2 separate regions of the Homo sapiens genome follow, and region 1 is linked to region 2. A link is a loop called in an ENCODE intact Hi-C map of the cell type or tissue named here. Cell type or tissue: Caco-2. All regions are shown on one strand. Links, peaks and the distances in the headings refer to the core of each region. The heading gives the core; the rest is flanking DNA.

The links. Peaks named below come from ENCODE experiments on the same cell type or tissue, not always from the same donor. Only the 100,000 strongest peaks of a DNase experiment are listed, where the experiment ranks them.
Region 1: it touches region 2 in a loop (7-fold over the local background); 5 of 110 quality-filtered maps call a loop at or near these places.

What each region holds. Positions count from the first base shown.
Region 1 is chr11:123,402,051-123,411,996 of GRCh38, forward strand. It overlaps a transcript of GRAMD1B not described here. Among named protein-coding and RNA genes, the nearest start is that of GRAMD1B, 23 kb to the right of the region's middle. RefSeq lists enhancers at 3,164-3,680, 3,483-3,572, 5,431-6,339, 7,360-7,539. In Caco-2, for the core only: a CTCF peak has its summit at 5,509 (motif pointing right); a DNase peak (open chromatin) is centred at 5,521; H3K27me3 peaks cover 356 bases.
Region 2 is chr11:123,098,638-123,108,583 of GRCh38, forward strand. All of the region lies in intron 1 of CLMP (CXADR like cell adhesion molecule), which reads right to left. Among named protein-coding and RNA genes, the nearest start is that of HSPA8, 41 kb to the left of the region's middle. In Caco-2, for the core only: CTCF peaks have their summits at 4,775 (motif pointing right) and 4,982; a DNase peak (open chromatin) is centred at 4,784.

The sequences.
Region 1 (9,946 bases), core at 3,242-8,241, 300 kb after region 2:
TTCTTTTCAGGTTGGAGTACAAGGGTGCAATCTTGGCTCACTGCAACCTCCGCTTCCCTGGTTCAAGCGATTCTCCTGCCTCAGCCTCCCAAGTAGCTGGGCTTACAGGTGTGTGCCACCACACCCAGCTAATTTTTGTATTTTTAGTAGAGACAGGGTTTCACCATGTTGGCCAGGCTGGTCTCAATCTCCTGACCTCAGGTGACCTGCCCGCCTCGGCCTCCCCAAAGTGCTGGGATTACAGGTACGAGCCACCACGCCCGGCCAAGGACCATGTTCTTGCATTCTGCTTTCTGGTTTATGTCTGATTAGGGGTGTCCAAATAGCCAGATAGATAATAATAACAAAGGTCGTCATCATCATTGTTATTTTTATTAGCCAGCCTGTATTGAGTACGAGGTGTGTGTCAGAGTCTATGCTAAAAACTCCGAGGGGCTGTTTCATTTAATTGTTACAACAGCAAGGCAGGCATTCTTATTATCTCCACTTAGTAAACAGGGAAAATGGGATTCGACTGGTTAGCTGAATTTCCCAGCATCACAGTAAGTGACAGAGTGAGGATTCAAGGCCAGGTCTACCTGGTTCTGCACCTGGAACCACTTCAGACTTTCTGCTCTCTTTCCTCCTCATTGCCTCCCAAGTGACCTCACAATTGTAACCCTTGTAGCTTTCCAGATTTGGAATCCCGGAATCCCAATGTTCTAGCTCCGTGAGGAAGTAAAGGTGGTTTTAATACTCTCGCTCTCTCTCTTTTATTATTATTATTATTTATTATAGTTTACACTGTTGGTGGGTGTGTAAATTATTTCCACCATTGTGGAAGACAGTGTGGCGATTCCTCAAGGATCTAGAACTAGAAATACCATTTGACCCAGCAATCCCATTACTGGGTATATATACCCAAAGGATTAAAAATCTTTTTTTTTTTTAAACCATCTTACTGTAAAATAAAACATAGATACGGGAAAGAGTACACATGACACAGAACTCTGCTAGCTTCTTCAGAAGCCCTCTGTGGACCCTGATCCAAACACAGACTCTTTCCTCCCCAAAGGCAATCATTCCTCTGGCTCTTAAATAAATCATTTCCTGGGCCGGGCACGGAGGCTCACGCCTGTAATCCCAGCACTTTGGGAGGCCGAGGCTGGTGGATCACTTGAGGTCAGGAGTTTAAGACCAGCCTGACCAACATGGTGAAACCCTGTCTCTACTAAAATTACAAAAAAATTAGCCAGGCGTGATGGTGCATGCCTGTAGTCCCAGCTACTCAGGAGGCTGAGGCAGGAGAATTGTTTGAACACAGGAGATGGAGGTTGCAGTGAGCTGAGATCATGCCATTGCACTCCAGCCTGGGCAACAAGAGCTAAACTCAGTCTCAAAATAATGATGATGATGATGATAATAATAATAATAATAATAATAATAATAATAATAATAATAATTTCGTCTCTTGTTGTTAGGCTTTTTTTGTTTTTTGTTTTAGTTTTTTGTTTGTTTGTAAAATTGTTTTAAGACAGAGTCTTACTCCATCACCCAGGCTGGAGTGCAGTGGCAGCAATCTCGGCTCACTACAACCTCTGCCTCCCGGGTTCAAGCAGTTCTCCTGCCTCAGCCTCCCGAGTAGCTGGGATTACAGGCATGCACAACCACGCTCAGCTAATTTTTGTATTTTTAGTAGAGAGGGGGTTTCGCTACGTTGGTGAGGCTAGTCTCGAACTCCTGACCTCAGGTGATCTGCCCGCCTTGGCCTCCCAAAGTGCTGGGATTACAGACGTGAGCCACCGCGCCCGGCCTGCTTGTCATTAGTTTTATCACCCAACCGTGACTCTCCTGGCATTTTAGCCTAGTCTTTGCCACTTAGAAAAAGAAAAAATTGACGCATCTTGTAAGTTGCTTTAACTCTACAAGTTCACCTTACGTGTCTTTCTTTTTGTTAACCTTATTTTTTTGAAAGAACCTAGGACATTTGACTTACAGTGTTTCTCACTGTTTGGAACTTGCTGATTTCATCCTCAGAGTGCAGTTTGACATGTTCTCTGTCCCTTTTATTCCTTGCAAATTGGTTGCTGAATTCAGAAGTTTTATCTGCCTAGGTCTAATCTTTTTGGCAGGATTGCACACAATGTTATATTCTCTCATTGAGAAGCACGTAATGCCTGATTGTCTCTCTTTTTGTGGCGTGAGCAGTGATTACTGTTCCATGTGTAGATTCATCAATTCACTAGATGTTGCAAAACAGTAATCTTCTATCATTTCTTTTTTATTAATTTGTGGGAATACTTTTCAAAGAGGTACCTCTCTTCAGCAAGTATCTGATTCCTCACTATTGTGGTCGATATGGGAAAGCAAGAACAAATGCTTGATTCATTTCCTTTATTTGACTGTTTTCAATAGAATAAATTAGTTTCTGAACAACTGAAAAGACCATTGAAGGTAACTGATCAATTGTTGTTTTTAAAATCTAATCTCACATTTTAAAATTGAGATAAATGAGAGCCAGAGATGTTAAGCACTTAAGATCACACAGCACTTTGGTGGCAGAGCTAGGGTTAGGGTAGTACTCTTCTGCCTCCCAACTTCATTCTAATCTTCTCCTTTTGGAGCAGAACCCCAGACCTGGAACTCTAGTGTCAAAAATCATTCATGAGAAAATCTGAAATGGGTGATAAAAATTCAAAGCATTACTCAACTTCGTCTGCTGTTTCATGGCCTTCACTGCGCAGCCTTGCAGGCAAGTCGATACTCATCGTTAAGAGACAAACGCAGCCTGCAGCTTTTGCAGTGCTCATGAGAGGGGCTCAGCTGCCAACCTTAGAAATTCCGCCTGTTGTCAGGGGGTCGTGGGAATGTGCCCAGGTTGCTGTAGGGAGGTTTTCAGCCCTGGCTACCACAAAGCACTCTCTTGCCAAATCCTGTCTTGCTGATTTTCAGCAGGAAAATGGGAAGTCAGAGAAGAAAGCTTCAACCTGTCAGTCAGAAGGGAAATAGCCAAGAAACTGTCTTCTCACCATATTAACTATGTTAGCAAGAGACAGAGAGAGAGAGAGAGGGAGAGAATTTGGTAGAAGTTGGGGGAAGAGATGGTGGAGAAAATTATCAAACAGTTAAAAAGAAGGGAGAGTATGTTGTAATCATGTGTGCATGTGTGTGTGTGTGTGTGTGTGTGTGTGAAAGAGAGAGAGAGAGAGACTGCCTACAGCCTTAAGACTGTCTAGCAGTCCATCTGTTCACACCTACTTATGTAGCTGGTGACCTCAGACCCAACCACTTGTCCTGCTCTGACCCTTCTCTGCTCTTCATCTGGCTGCCACCATCCTCCCCCCTCGAAGGCTCCCAGGGTAAGGGGAGAGTGACGGCAGTGGAGAGGGGCCAGCGGGAGATAAAGACTTGCTATTTTATGTAGAGATGCAAATCCCTGCTAACTTGTGGGTTAGAGAACCAGTCAAGGACGGGCACAAGGCTGCTGCGGATAACTTGGGTCTGTGTTTGAGATGCACTGTTGTGGTTACCCTGGCTGGAAATGAGAGTTGCTTGGACTGGACTCTTGCAAGTTAGATGAAACTTGACAGTGGGAGATACGGCCTGTACCAAGTCAGAGAATTAGGAACTTTGGGCCAACAGGTCCCCAAAAGCTGATCACTCTCGTTCTCTTTATGGGCAGAAGATTCTGGAGGACTTTAGCCCTGTACAAGGGGAGAGGGCATAGTAGGCAAGATGCTATAGTGAAGTGTTTTGAAATTTAAGGATGTAAAATGAATTTAGGGAGTTATGAGCACAATATTATGAAAAATTAAATAGAATATACTGTACATCAGACCAGGTTGCTTTACATGGAGAAGGTGAGTGTTGTTTCTTAAATTCTTTTTCAGTATTTTGTGTGCACACTTGTTTGCATGTGCATGTATATATACTGGGTTACATCGTGCTTCTTATTGTGGGTCACAGTCAAAAACTGAACATTATTCCTTTTTTTTTTTTTTTTGAGACAGAGTCTTGCTCTGTTGCCCAGGCTGGAGTGCAGTGATGCGATCTCAGCTCTCTGCAACCTCTGCCTCCCGGGTTCAAATGATTTCTGGCTAATTTTTGAATTTTGAGTAGAGACGGGTTTTCACTATGTTGGCCAGACTGGTCTCGAACTCCTGACTTCAAGTGATCCTCCTAAAGTTCTGGGATTACAGGTGTGAGCTACTGTACCCAGCCCATTGTTGCTTTTTTTTTTTTGAGACGGAGTCTCACTCTGTCACCCAGGCTGGAGTGCAGTGGCACGATCTCAGCTCACTGCAACCTCCACCGACTGGGTTCAAGTGATTCTCCCGCCTCAGCCTCCCGAGTAGCTGGGACTACAGGCATGTGCCACCACACCCAGCTAATGTTGGTATTTTTAGTAGAGACGGGGTTTCACCATATTGTCCAGGCTGGTCTCGAACTCCTGACCTTGTGATCCACCTGCCTTGGCCTCCCACAGTGCTGGGATTACAGGTGTGAGCCACTCTGCCGGGCCCATTGTTGTTTTTTAAAGAAATTGTTAGGGGTGAAGAATTGGATTCACTCTGGGCTCTGCCACTACATAGCTCTGTGATCTATGGAGTGTTATTGTTTAACTTCTCTGAGCTTCATTTTACTCATTTATGAAGTAAATGAATGACAATGAAGACTTCCAGCCCTCACATTTTATATTTTTTAAGATAAATGAGAATTCAACTCTCTTTTAAGGGCTCTCAAGGGAGGAGATGACATTTTCTCCAAACAAGGACTAACTAGTACCAATATACAATAATTGTCATCAGAAACACCTCTTTATCTTCAGGCTCAGTTCATTCATTCGTTCATGCACCAAATATATATCAATGTGCCAGACACTGTTTCAGGTGCTGGGAAGTCAACAGTGGAATAAAACATGCAGATCCCTGCACCTGTGGTATTTACCCTAAAACTCCCTGTGGCAGTTTAGGTTTCTTTTTCACTTACCACATGTTTAAAATGAAACAAAAATGAAAGCCTTCTGTAGGCTTGAGAGAATGGTTATTGTTTTTTCAATAATTGCTTTGTATCTTCAGTTTGTCTTTCCATAAAATGGGAATGTAATCATGGAATGCTAGCAATACAAAATTTGAAGGCTTCTACAGGTCTATAACACTCAGAAAGGTGAGCTGATCTGAAAATCCCAAACAAATGGAAAGCTGAACATTCCAGACTGGAAATTATTACTTCCTTTGAATTTTTTTTTTTTCCCGGGGAACTCTCGAAACCACAGACCATTCACTGAAAGGCAGTTCACATTAAAAGCTTCCGTTTTGGCTTCTTGACATATCCGTCTGCTCTCAGGAAACGGATGAGAAACTTCCTCAGGGAACTTTGGGAAGGGGCTGGCATGTTTCTGGCCCACAGACCCAGGACTCTCTTGTTTGGATCAGGTGAAACCTGCAGGCTCTTGGCTTCCAGGGTGCTTAAATTGAAAGCCTTAGGAAAGCTGTGGGGACTTGGACATCTGGAATCATCCTGGCCACCAGAGGGCATTAGGAACCTGTTGGTCACACCACCAGGTGATCTGCCATTTCTGTCTGGGTTATAGCTTGGCAGTTTTACACGGGGTTAGTTTCATGACCTTTTCAGAGCATGAGGGGCCAAATCAGAGTCCCAGAATGCTGAAGAAAATCAAATTGACAGGCTTAGGCTTATCTCTGTCATCTCCCCAAATTAAACGTGCAGGTGCATTCATTGATTAACAGGTAACCACTGAATGCTGCTTGTGTACTGCCTGTAAACTAAGCTCTGCAAATACAACCTTCAAAAAAGCAAAGCCTCAGCTCCCCAGGGGCTCACAGTCTAGGCTTTTCCATAGACAATAGGCAAATGGCTCATTGCCCACTAAGGGAACTCCACAGGGTCCTGAATCTAAAGTGATGAGGTTTTTTGTTATGATGAGGTGAAGCCTCTGGGGGTTAGGATCATCATCTTGACACTTTCAAACGAGATAATGTAGATGTCTGTGAATGGGATTAGGAAAGTGGCCTTTTGGAGCCTTTAGCATTGTAGCTAAACTTTAGAACACCAGTGTGGGGCTGACTGTGTAGCCTAATGGTAAATCCTAAGCCAGGAGTCACTGTCCCACTGTGTAAACTTGACGGAATAATCAGCTTTTGTGGACTTAACGCTTTCTCAGCCACTCTCAGAAAAGGTCAGGACTCTACGACTGTCACACAATAGAAAATGAAGTGAAATGGAAAGGAATTCTAACATGGCATTACACTGGTGGAGAAAACCAGTTGGGATTTTTCTGGCCCTTCGTTATGTTTTTACAGCTATTTGTTTGCATGGCTGATAACCCCCCTCACCCTGCATTGTTCTTACTTTGTGTAGACACAGGATCTAGGTTATGTTAAAACGAGTACTGGAACGCAGAAGTCACTAATTGCCCAACCAAAGGATCAGAATTCTATTTTATTTTTCACAGTAACTTGGATGAGTTGATGTGTAAATGGATGGCATGTTACAGCTCACTGTTTTCTAAGAAAACAGCAGAATTGAATGAAGATAAATTCTGAGACTCCCTCCCTTTCCTCCACAGCCCTTGAGCCAGAGGGTGTTGTCCATAGGAAAGACTGAAGAAGTTTGGCAAGACTACCTATGTGCTTAGGCACTCATGGGTAGTGAGCATTCAGACATAAGTGGAATTCACTAGGATGTACTGGGACTCTGGTAGGACAATTTGAATTATCTCTAAATTGCGCTAAGCATGAATTCATGCAGGATAACTCTGCCTCCTAACGCTGATGCTGACCCAGCCTGTCAATATTTACATTTTTGTGTTTTTCTAAGCTAGACCTCTGAAGCTGAAAGCAGAATGCTGCTTCTACCCTCCAGATAAAGTACAATATCTATTGTTTCAGAAGACTAGATGCCATAGGACAAGAATTGAGCTGTTGTATTACACTTGCCCTCTTTTTTATGTTATTATTATTTACCCAGAGACAACGCTGATTAATCTTTACCAAGAACAATAGGAAAAGAAATATGATTACATAGTTTGTTTTTTTAGGTAGTAAAAAGACTTTGACCTGGAATTAAGGAGACTTAGATTCTCAACGCAGTTCTTTGTTTTATCACATAACTGCTGTGCCAGTGCTTTTGATAATTATGGTAATTTGGAAGGAGCACACCTGGCTGGAAATCCTGCCTTTGCCTCTTACTATGCGACTCATGCAAATTGTATAATTTCTCTGGTCCTCTTTTCTCATCTACAAAGTAGCATCCCACCTATCCCACTTCCCTTATTGAGTGTTATATGTGTAGCAGTGTTTTAATCTCAAAGGGCTGTGTACATACAGACGTTGGCGTTTATGTTGGTAACTGTGCCGCAGTCATCTCATCTGATCTCTAAAATGCCCCACTCTTGCTCCCCTGACACTGCTGAGAACTTGCATATCTTAGCTGGGACACTTCTGGTGTCTGTCTTTCCTGCCCTTCGCTGTCTTGAAGCCCAAACAGAAGTTTCTGAGAACGAGACTGCAATTGTCAATTATTCGTCTTTGGTTTTTAAAATGTGCCCACCATCCAGTCCCCTGGGTGCTCGTTACCACAGCACAGCCTAATTACCTGTAGACAGATGAGACATGCTTGAAACTCTGCGACTTCTGCCTGCAGCCAGCATGGGTTCCTGCAAACAAGGGCCTGTGAAAAATAAAGAAGGGCTTTATTTCTGCTTTCAAAGTCTGTGACTTAGGTGCCTGAAAATATAGTTCAAACAAACTAACAACAAAACCCACAACAAGCAGCTCAAAGCAAGAGGCTTTAGAACATTTAAAGAAAGTGTTCTTTCTCCAAAGGTGTAGTGAGTGCTCGCCTCACGCTTTCCTTTAGTGGCGAACAATAGTTCCGTAACTTAGCCTCACTGAGGTCCAATTAGTCCAAATTGTGGTGGAGTTGGACTTATGGAGTCACAAGATCAGATTTTGGAAATGTGTTCTCCATCTCTGCCTTGTGCCTTTCCCTTTCTGACCCCCTGTGCCAGACAGGCTGATCCTAATCAGCACAGGGAGGCCTGCAGGCGGCTGAGACTATGAGGTTTATGATTATGAGGTCAGGGACCAGCAACTCAGGACTCATAGAAGAGAAGATTTTGGGACAAGAAAAAAGGAGCTTATAAAAGCAAAAACAAAAACAAAAACAAAAAAACAGAAACAAAAACAAACAAAAAACAAACAAACAAAAAAACCAGATGCCAAAAAAAAAAGTGTGTGTGTTGGGGAATCTTACTGAGAAGAGAGAGAAAGAAACAGAGGAGGAAGGGGAAGTGAAAATGTTATGATGGGGTGGAAGGGAGGAAGATAGGATCTGGAGAGAAGCAGAAGATTTCTTGCCCCAAACTCCTGAGAGAGAGCAAAAACAAATACTTTTGAGCAAAATCAGTTGTCCCCAGATGTCCTTAGATGCTCCATCGGTGACTCCGATACTGCCAGGGAGTCCCACCTGCAGAATCACGGTTCTCTGCCTACACAAGACCCTGGAACCAGTCCCCTTCTGTTTGTCCCTGCTCCACCCGCCAGTAGCACCTGCAGACCACATCCCCTAAGAGCAGTGCAGCCATGTCTTCTTCTTGAGAGCTGGAAGAGCACATGCTTCCTGAGGGTTTGAGGAAAGACAAAGAAGATCTAGAAAGAAGATGCTGGCAAAGAGAACTTCCAGATCACTTTACGTAGGGAGAGGCTGTGCTAGAGTGAAGAGAGCAGACAGTGTGTCATTAGAAGACATGAGATCAGGCCCACACTCTGCCACTTAATTACCAAGTGACTTCTAGGCAAGCTTTATTTTATTTATTTATATTTACCTGTAAGACACCTCTCCATCTTCATGCCTACCTAATGGTTTGAGAAAATGGATGAAACCCCCAAAGTGCCTTGTATACCTCTGATAGCACATCTCACTGCCTCATGGTTAAATATTTGAATAACTTATCTTCTTTTTTTTTTTTTAAGACGGAGTCTTGCTCTGTCACCCAGGCTGGAGTGCAGTGGCATGATCTCGGCTCACTGCAAGCTCCACCTCCCGGGTTCATGCCATTCTCCTGCCTCAGCCTCCCGAGTAGCTGGGACTATAGGCGCCCGCCACCACACCCGGCTAATTTTTTGTATATTTAGTAGAGACGGTATTTCACCGTGTTAGCCAGGATGGTCTCGATCTCCTGATCTCGTGATCCGCCCCCCTCAGCCTCCCAAAGTGCTGGGATTACAGGTGTGAGCCACCGCACCCGGCAACTTATCTTCTTTAGTAGGTTATGTGTTCATTGAGGGCAGGATGCTTACAGATTTATCACCTACCATGGTGCCTGGCATATAGCAGGTATAATAAATATCTGCAACAGATAGCTAATAATTAAATAAATGAGGAAGATGATGGCTTTGGGAATCCTGGTAGGTAGAGCTCTCGAAATCATAATGTCAGCTCTGGAACAAATCTGGTATTATTTAGGTTTGATGTAGCAGTTGTGGGCTTGGTATTATTGGCTTAAGTTACATTCCCCCAGAGATTTAGAAATACCCAATGACCACTTGCACATTCCTGATTTTTTCATTTTCAATTAAGGAATTAATTTAATTTTGCCATTTTATCATTATTATTTTTTGAGGCAGGGTCTTGCTCTGTCACACAGGCTGGAGTGCAGAACATGGCTCACTGCAGCCTTGACTTCCAGGGCTTCAGTGATCCTCCCACCTCAGCCTCTCTACTAGCTGGGACTACAGGTGTGCACCACCATGCTTGGGTAATTTTTGTATTTTTTTGGTAGAGATGGGGTTTTGCCATATTGTCAGGCTGGTCTTGAACTCCTGGGCTCAAGCAATCCGCCTGCCTCACCCTCCAATTTTGATGTTTTTTAGGTTAAAAATATTTTATTATTTTGAAAACAATTATTATGAACAAGTGAAATCTATAATGATACTACTTAATA
Region 2 (9,946 bases), core at 2,152-7,151:
AGATCCTCCCACCTCAGGCTCCAGAGAAGCTAAGACTATAGGCACATGCCACCATCCTGGCTAATTTTTTTTTTTTTTTTTTTTTTTGAGATAGAGTCTCGCTCTGTCACCCAGGCTGGAGTGCAGTGGTGCGATCTCGGCTCACTGCAACCTCCGTCCCCCAGGTTCAAGCGATTCTCGTGCCTCAGCCTCCCAAGTAGCTGGGATTACAGGCACGCTGTAATTTTTGTACTTTTTAGTAGAGACGGGGTTTCACCATCTTGGCCAGGCTAGTCTTGAACTCTTGACCTCACCATCCACCCTCCTCAGCCTCCCAAAGTGCTGGGATTGCAGGCGTGAGCCACCGCGTCCGGCCGTGCTGGCTAATTTTTTGTAGAGACAGGGTCTTGCTCTGTTATTATGCCAGGTCCCAGGTTACTTCTGGGCTGAAGCGATTCTCCAACCTTGGCCTCACAAAGTGCTAGAATTGCAGGCATGAGCCACCGTGCCTGGAAACAACTGTGTTTTTGATCTTTCTGTCTTCTATTAGCAGAGGCTTCCAAGAAGATGATACTCATGGAAACTGCACTAAGTTGCCCAGAAACTCATGTTCTTAAGTTATAGAGTCATAGTCATTTGAAGCTGGAGAAAACCTTAGAGATGAACCTTCTTACTTTCTTTAAGTCTAGTAACAGTTGTTGCTGACCAGTAGCATGTATTTAGAAGGATGAAAAGACAATTACACAAATACTGTAGTATAAAGGGAAATTATTTATGATCAAAGGGCTATGCAAATTTAGAGGAGAGAAATTATAGGCAATTAATTATAGGGTTCAGGAAAAGCTGAAATCCTTCCAGGGTTTTGTAAATATTAGAAACAGAGTATGTAAATCATCTAGCATAGTGTTTAGCACTGAGTGGCTCTGAATAAAAGGCAATTTATTTTATTATGGAGAAGGTGACATTTGATATGGAGCTTGGAAAATGGAATTCATGTGGATAGAATAGAGGAGGAGGAAAGGTGTTGAGATGTTGGGGGAGATGATGGGATCAAAAGCACAGGATGGGAGAGGCGGTGGGGGGCAGATATTCAGTGAATGGTAATAGTTCAGCTTGGCTGGTGTGAAGAAGAAATGTGGAAAAATAAAACAAATTATGCGGGAAAAGTGAAGCAGTTGATGGGATAAAAGTCCTTTCTTGCCGCAGTGAGCACAGTGACATGATCTCTTGCTTAAGGAAGAGATAATTTAGGAGTTGTGTGTTGAATGCACAGGAAAAGGGAAATATTGAGACATACATTTGTGAAAATGCTATTAGATTTTTCCAAGTAAGAGATACTGCTCTAGGATAGTGGTGAAGGCAGTAAAAAGCAAATGATGGATTTGCGAGGTAATGTGATAGTCAAAACTACGGAATATAGTAACTGACTGGATCTAAGAGGAGAAAGAAAAAGGATTCAAAAGCGAAGACTGGGCCCGGCACGGTGGCTCACGCCTGTAATCCCAGCACTTTGGGAGGCTGAGGAGGGCAGATCAACTGAGGTCAGGAGTTTGAGACCAGCCTGGCCAACCATGGCCAACATGGTGAAACCCCATCTCTACTAAAAATACAACATTTAGCTGGGCCTGTGTGTGGGTGCCTGTAATCCCAGCTACTCCAGAGGCTGAGGCTGGAGAATCGCTTGAACCCAGGAGGCAGAGGTTGCAGTGAGCCGAGATCGCACCATTGCACTCCAGCCTGGGTGACAGAGCGAGACTCCCTCTCAGAAAAAAAAAAAAAAACCAAAGATTGTTTTCAAGCTTGCATGACTGGTAGGATGGTGATCGCAGTAGCAGTGATGGGGAAGCCAGGAGTACGATGTGTTTTATTTGGGGGTGAGCTGGGGAGGGTAGGCACTGAGTTTAGATTCAAGTCCATTGTGATGCAGGCATCTGTCCAACAGGCATCCCTGTGTTCTTTCCCCAGGCGGCGCCTCCCTTTCCACTGCTGATGCTCACACAGCTCTGCAAATAGTGTCCACCCTCAGTTGTTGTGTTAGAGGAAGTCACAGCCCTGCTTTGCTTTATTTCTTTATTTTTCATTTCTCTTGTGCCTCTAAATGAAGCTCTTGGAAACACTTCTGTTCCATCCATTGTGCCTGGGCTAAACTGTCTCAGGTCCCTTAATTTCTCTGCTTTTTCCCAAAAACACTTTTTTTTTCCTCCCACTGAGACAGGAAGTCAGGGCTTGGCATCCTCCCCAAAACAGGCTTCAATACCAGGTCACGGGCTGGGTTCCAGGTTGCTCCTTAGAGCCTTCCTAGAGACAGGTTACTACCCTCCTCCCCCACCGCCTGCCCCCGACCTCTCTGTGAGTGCAGAAATACCTTGGGGAACAAGTGGGCTCTTACAAGGAGTTCCTGCCTCCCTTAGAGACACCTATTCTTGTATCCCCCCAAGTTCTATCTTCCATTCTCTGTAGTTTCCTGTCAGATGGTTTCAAAATATGAAACAGCCTTTTTCTTTTCTTTTGAGATGGAGTCTCGCTCTGTCACCCAGGCTGGAGTGCAGTGGCGCGATCTCAGCTCACTGCGACCTCTGCCTCCTGGGTTCAAGGCATTCTCCTGTCTCAGTCTCTGGAGTAGCTGGGATTATAGGCGTGTGCCACACCGGCTGATTTTTCTGTATTTTTAATAGAGACGGGGCTTCACCATGTTAGCCAGGCTGGTCTCAAACTTCTGACCTCAGGTGATCCGCCTGCCTCGGCCTCCCAAAGTGCTGGGATTACAGGCATGAGCCACCAAACCCGGCCTCCCTGTTTATTTTCTAATTCTCTAATTCCCTGTTTATTTACCAAAATTGATTAGCAGCCAATCTGTGGGAAGGAAAATGGCTTCCGGTATTCTTGCTTTCAGGGAAATGAGATGAAGAAGAATGGAGCAGGGGAGATTGTGCTTCATTCTGCAGCAAGGCTGCTTGGGCTGAGACTGCTGGGGAGGAGCCCTCAGAGGCATCTGAAACGGCCTTGGCAAGTGTTATATCAGTGGGAAAATTATAACAGTAAGCTAAACTAACCCTCCCTGGATCTTCCCTTTCCCTTAATTATTCCTGGGCTATTGGGCCAAGCTAACTTTGGAAGACATTTAGGTTACAGTTTAAATGATAACAGGCCTTGCCCAAAACTCAACCGCTTTTGCAAAGCTAATGGGAGGCCATCAGGCTGGGAAGGAGAGACTAAATCCTGGTAAGGCACAGGCATAAGCCATTGTCAGCCATTACTCCAAGGTTATAAGATATGCAACTTCCAGGCCGGGTGCGGTGGCTCATGCCTGTAATCCCAGCACTTTGGGAGGCCAGAGTGGGTGGACTGCTTGAGTCCAGGAGTTTTGAGACCAGCCTGGGCAACATGGCCAAACCCTATCTCCACTAAAAATGCAAAAATTAGCCAGGCATGGCGGCCCAGCCTGTAGTCCCAGCTACTTGGGGGGCTGAGGTGGGAGGATCACCTGAGCTTGGAAAGTCGAGGCTGTTGTGAGCCATGATTGCACCACTGCACTCCAGCATGGGTGACAGAGTAAGACCCTGTCTCTAAAAAAAAAAAATAAGATATGCAACTTCCCTAGTTATTCCTGCAAATAACACTATTGTAGAACCTAAGATTGGCCCTTTGAGCTATCTTTCCAGGTTTTTTTTTTTTTTTTTTTTGAGATGGAGTGTCTCTCTGTCGCCAGGCTGGAGTGCAGTGGCACAATCTTGGCTCAGTGCAACCTCCGACTCCCCGGTTCAAGTGATTCTCCTGCCTCAGCCTCCTGAGTAGCTGGGACTACAGGCATGTGCCACCACACCCAGCTAATTTTTGTATTTTTAGTAGAGACAGGGTTTCACCACGTTGGCCAAGATGGTCTCAATCTCCTGACCTCGTGATCCGCCCACCTCGGCCTCCCAAAGTGATGGGATTACAGGTGACAGCCACCGTGCCCAGCCAGGTTTTTTTTTTTTTTGAGATAGTCTTGCTCTGTCACCCAGGCTGGAGTGCAGTGGCTCGATCTCCTCTCACTGCAACCTCCGCCTCCCAGGTTCCAGTGATTCTCCTGCCTCAGCCTCCCGAGTAGCTTTTTTTTTTTTTTTTTTTTTGTATTTTTAGTAGAGACAGGATTTCACCATGTTGGTCAGGCTGGTCTCGAACTCTTGGCCTCAAGTGATCCACCCGCCTCAGCCTCCCAAAGTGCTGGAATTACAGGTGTGAGCTACCACGCCCAGCCTCCTCCTGCCCAATTTTATGTGGCTTCCAGGATGTCTGGTTCTCCCATTATCCTGTAAGCTCTTTGACATCAAGTACCATTCATTGCTGCCTTCTCATAGTACTCAGCCCAGGGTCTCACACTGCAGGTGTTCAATTAATATTTGTTGAATTTATCTGAGTGTAACCCACACGCTCATTTTTACCAATGAGCAAACTAAGACCCAGGGGTAAAAGAGACAGCCCAAGGTCCTACAACTCATTTAGCGGCAGAAATAACCCATATAATAACCCATCCTCCCAGAATTACTATAAAGCAGCTTTAGAATAGCTGGGAAATTCACTGGTTTGCACTGTACTAAGCTAAGCTTTGTTAAGAAGGAGCTTTGTAAGAAGGAGCTCTGGCTTAACCCTGATCACTTTCCACCGGACACAAAAATGCTCAAATGAAACCAGTGCCCTACATTCCAGGCAGAGCTAGAGAACCCAGCACCAATTTAGTGCATACAATAGATACTTAAACATTCAATAACAAATGCCAAGAGCCAGCTATGAAAGTTGCCAATTTAAGCCACTAGAGGGAATCAAAGGCTCAGATTCGTCTGATGTCCCCAAAAAACTGGAACATTGTGGCGGGTGGTGTGCTTTGACAGTCAGCCAAGTCCTATTTATACCATATCCAGAATTAAATACAGCAGTGCAGGGAGGAGCCCCTCTGTGAATACAAATGGCTTCATCAAGGCAGGGAGCCATGAGATCAGGGCGCATACACTTCTAGTCTTCCTTGAACTTCAGTTCGTTAGACTCCAGGAGGCCACTGAGATTTCTACAGATTTCTAAGGTCCTTCTCCTTCTGTCCCTTTTTTTTTCTTTCTTTCTTTCTTTTTTTTTACATTAAAGCTTTTACATTTTTTTACATTGCTCAAAGGGTCTTCTGTACTTTTTTTTCTTTTCTTTTTTAAACCCACCTAAGCAGAGAGGGGCCTGGGTTCTGTCTCTTTTTTTTTTTTTTTGAGACAGAGTGTCACTCTGTTGCCCAGGCTAGAGTGCAGTCGCGCAATCTCGGCTCACTGCAACCTCTGCCTCCCAGGTTAAAGTGATTGTTGTGCCTCAGCCTCCTGAGTAGCGGGGATTACAGGCATGCACCACCATGCCTGGCTAATTTTTGTATTTTTAGTAGAGACGGGATTTCACTGCGTTGGCCAAGCTGGTTTCAAACTCCTGACCTCAGGTGATCAGCCCGCCTCGGCCTCCCAAAGTGCTGGGATTACAGGCCTGAGCCACCATGCCTGGCTTTTTTTTTTTTTTTTTTTTTTTTTAATCCAGATTCTCCCTCTGTAGCCCAGGCTGGAGTGCAGTGCTGTGATCTCGGGTTCATGAGTAACTGGGATTACAGGGTTGCACCACCCACCGAGCTATTTTTTTTAGTAGAGATGGGGTTTCTCCATGTTGACCAGGCTGGTCTCAAACTCCTGGCCTCAAGTGATCTGCCCGCCTCAGCCTCCCAAAGTCTAGGATTACAGGCATGAGCCACCGCGCCCGGTCCTGGGTTCTATTTTTTTTTTCCCCAGACGGAGTCTCGCCCTGTTGCTCAGGCTGGAATGCAATGGCGTCATCTCAGCTCGCTGTAACCTCCGCCTCCCAGGTTCAAACGATTCTCCTGCCTCAGCCTTTCAAGTAGCTGGGATTACAGGCAGGCGCCACCATGCTCAGCTAATTTTTTGTATCTTTAGTAGAGACGGGGTTTCACCATGTTGGCCAGGCTCGTCTCGAATTCCTGACCCCTTATGATCCACCCGCCTCAGCCTCCCAAAGTGCTGGGATTACAGGTGTGAGCCACCGCGTCCGGCCTCTGTCTTTAACTCCAAGGCTTAGCAGTGCTCATGGGGGCTGCTGAGCTTGTCTGCCATCTGATGGGTGAGAGGAAAGGGGCAGTCTGACCATCCTGTGGCTAGCCTTGGATTGCGTGGGCACTGGAAGATTCATCTTTGTTAGGAAAGACTTTAGAGATCATCAGTTTAACTTATGAGGAGATTGCACCCCAGAGAATTGAGATGTCACGTCACAAAACTAATTAGTGGCAGAATTGCAAGTAAGGGAATAGTCTCTGCTAGGATTCTGTTGCAGCATTTACCTATGGGAAGAGGTGCTGAGTGGTGGCAGTGGTAAGGACTGCCTCCTTAGGCACAGGCAGAATGCCTTCAGGGAAGCCGCAAGCTCTCCCTAAGTGGGAGCTTTTGCATGCACCTCAGGCACTTATCAAAGGACCTCTGGGAGCTTGAGAAAATTACCTTCTGAGCCTTAGTGTTTCCATCCGCAAAATGGGAATTAAAGAAGACACTGAGGAAAGCAGCTAGCATTGTGAAAGCACATAGGAGTCTCCCATTAAAATGTTAGTTCTCTTCCCCTGCTCATCTCTGCTAGAAGGGACTTTTTCTCACATGACTGCTGCCTACACTCAATTAAGAGTAGTTTAAAGTTTTATCCTCTAAAAGGTATTTACATTTATTTCCTTCCCTTCCCTCCCTCCCTCCCTCCCTCCCTCCCTCCCTTCCTTCCTTCCTTCCTTCCTCTCTCTCTCTTTCTTTCTTCTTTTCTTTCTTTCTTTTTTTTTGAGATGGAGTCTTGCTCTGTCGCCCAGGCTGGAGTGCAGTGGCACAATCTTGGCTCACCACAACCTCCGCCTCCTGGGTTCAAGCGATTCTCCTGCCTCAGCCACGTGAATAGCTGGGATTACAGGCATGCGCCACCACACCTGGTTAATTTTGTATTTTTAGTAGAGACAGGGTTTTGCCACGTTTGTCAGGTTTGTCTCAAACTCCTGACCTCAGGTGATCTGCCTATCTTGGACTCCCAAAGTGCTGGGATTATAGGTGTGAGCCACTGTGCCAAGCCGTATTTACATTTTCTCATAGATTCTCCTGAACCTTAAGACCCCCTTCAAAGAGATGGGCAGGAGGAACTGTGGTTTTTGTTTGTTTGTTTTTTGTTTTTTTTTTTTTGAGACAATCTTGCTCTGTCACCCAGGCTGGAGTACAGTAGCGCAATCTCAGCTCACTGCAACCTCCGCCTCCCGGGTTCCAGCGATTCTTGTGCCTCAGCCTCCCGAGTAGCTGGGATTACAGGCCCACGCCACCACGCCTGGCTAATTTTTGTATTTTTAGTAGAGACGGGGTTTCACCATGTTGGCCAGGCTGGTCTCGAACTCCTGACCTCAGTGATCCACCCACCTCAGACTTCTGAAGTGCTGGAATTACAGCTGTGAGCCACCATGCCCTGCTATTATGAGATTTTATTGTGATTTTATTCTATTTTTTTTTTTAGCTCATCAGCTGTTGTTAGTGTATTTTATGTGTGGCCCAAGATAATTCTTCTTCTTCCAGTGTGGCTCAGGGAAGCAAAAAGATTGGACACTCTTGAACAGTTTATTAAATTTGTATGCCTTTTCTCCTATTAATCTGCCTCTTGTCAGTGCTTTTCAATGAACCTTCAGCGGGCAGACGGGAAGTTTTCCCTTCACCCCAGCTACATATATAATTCTGTAGGAGGTGTGTGTGTGTGTGTGTGTGTGTGTGTGTGTGTGTGTGTGTGCGCGCGCGCGCGCGCACGTGCCTGCCTTCCAGATTGTTTATGGAACACTGTATGCAGTTCAAGACACAGCATGATGCAATAGAAAGAGGATGAGCTTTGGAGTCTGAGAGGTCTGGACTTGAGTAGTGGCTGTAAGACCAATTAATTCCCTGATTGCTCCAAGTTGTTTACTTTTCCGTAAAAGGAAAATAAAAACATCAACTTTGGAAGTTATTGTAAGCATTACATATGATGCATGAAAGTGTCTAGCACTGGCGCATGGTATGTAGCACACACTCAGCAAATGGCAACTACTATTAATAATTGTACTTGTGGCTGGGTGCAGTGGCTCACGCCTGTAATCCCAGCACGTTGGGAGGTCGAGGTGGGCGGATCACGAGGTCAGGAGATCGAGACCATCCTGGCTAACACAGTGAAACCCCGTCTCTACTAAAAATACAAAAAATTAGCCCGGCGAGGTGGTGGGCGCCTGTAGTCCCAGCTACTCGGGAGGCTGAGGCAGGAGAATGGTGTGAACCCGGGAGGCGGAGCTTGCAGTGAGCCGGATTGAGCCACTGCACTCCAGCCTGGGCGACAGAGCGAGACTCCGTCTCAAAAAAAAAAAAAAATAATAATAATAATAATTGTACTTGCTGCATTTTTTTTTTTTGAGACAGGGTCTCAGATGCTCTTTCTGCCAGGCTGGAGTGCAGTGGCACAATCATAACTCACTGCAGCCTGAACTCCCTGGGCTCAAGTGATCCTCCCACCTCAGCCTCCCAAGTAGCTGGGACTATAGGCTTTCACCACCATGCCTGGCTAATGAAATTTTTTTTTTTTAATTTAGACGGAGTCTCACTCTGTCACCCAGGCTGGAGTGCAGTGGCGTGATCTCAGCTCACCGAAACCTCGGCCTCCTGGGTTCAAGCGATTCTCCTGCCTCAGCCTTGTGAATAGCTGGGATTATAGGCGCATGCCACCACATCTGGCAAATTTTCGTATTTTTAGTAGAGATGGGCTTTCACCGTGTTGGCCAGGCTGGTCTCAAAGTCCTGACCTCAGGTGATCCTCCCACTTCAGCCTCCCAAAGTGCTGGGATTACAGGTGCGAGCCACCGCACCTGACCTAAATTTTTTTTTTTTTTTTTTTCAGAAACAGGGTTTCACTATGTTGCCCAGGCTGGCCTCAGGCTCCTGAGCTCAAGCAGTCCTCCCGCCTCGGCCTCTGAAAGTGCTGGGATCACAGGCATGGGCCACCACCGTGTTGCATTTTGAAAGACAGGGAAAACCAGAAAACATACCACATGGACAAACCAGGATTGTGAAAAGTTTGGAAGTCATTTTGCTTCATCACTGTTAGCATTTGGCTATATTTGCTCGCTTTTGTGTGCTCTCTCCTATTTTTTTTTTGTTGTACCAGTTGAAATCAAGTTGTGGATGGCATGACACTAAGTCTAAATGTTGCAGTGCACATCTCCTAAAAATAAGCATGTTATTCCTCACAACAACAGCCATCTTAGCACACCTAAGAAAATTGATAATATTGTAGAGAAGGTCATTCCTGACGAGCAATTAAGGAAGACTGCAGTGAGTAAGGATGGAGGTAGTTCTGGAGAGACAGGCATGTTTTTACCACACAGAGGGAGGGAAAAGAATTCTAGACGGAGGGAGCACCTGGAAGCTAATGGCACCACCTGTCCTCTCCGATCAGCTCCCCCTAGCCTCCCTTGTCACGAACTAGTGAAGTTCCTCTGCCATTTGCTTTCCCAATCCCACACCCAGCCCAACCCCAGAACCTCTCCAGTCCACTCCTTTTATGAGAGTCTTCAGAAGAAGAAGACCATATTTACTATGAGCTGCTAAATCCCTGACATTTTACTGTCTTTTTAAATACAAACATATATTTGGTACTTAAACAGTTTAAAGCCTAAAGCCAAAGGAATGAAGCTTGCAAGTTATCAGTGGAATTTCAGACATCTGGGAGTCAATACAGTGCCTAGTTATCTCCTCCCACCCCTCCAAGGAGGATATTTGTTCCTAGAGTCCTTAATATTAGGGGTGTGGATACAAGGACCCAGGTGACAGCCTGAGCTTTGGGCTTCAGTCAGGGGGGCCGGATATTGAGCTTCTACCTCCTTCCCAGCCTGTGGGTTGGTTTTAGGGGAGGAGAAGGATGGGGA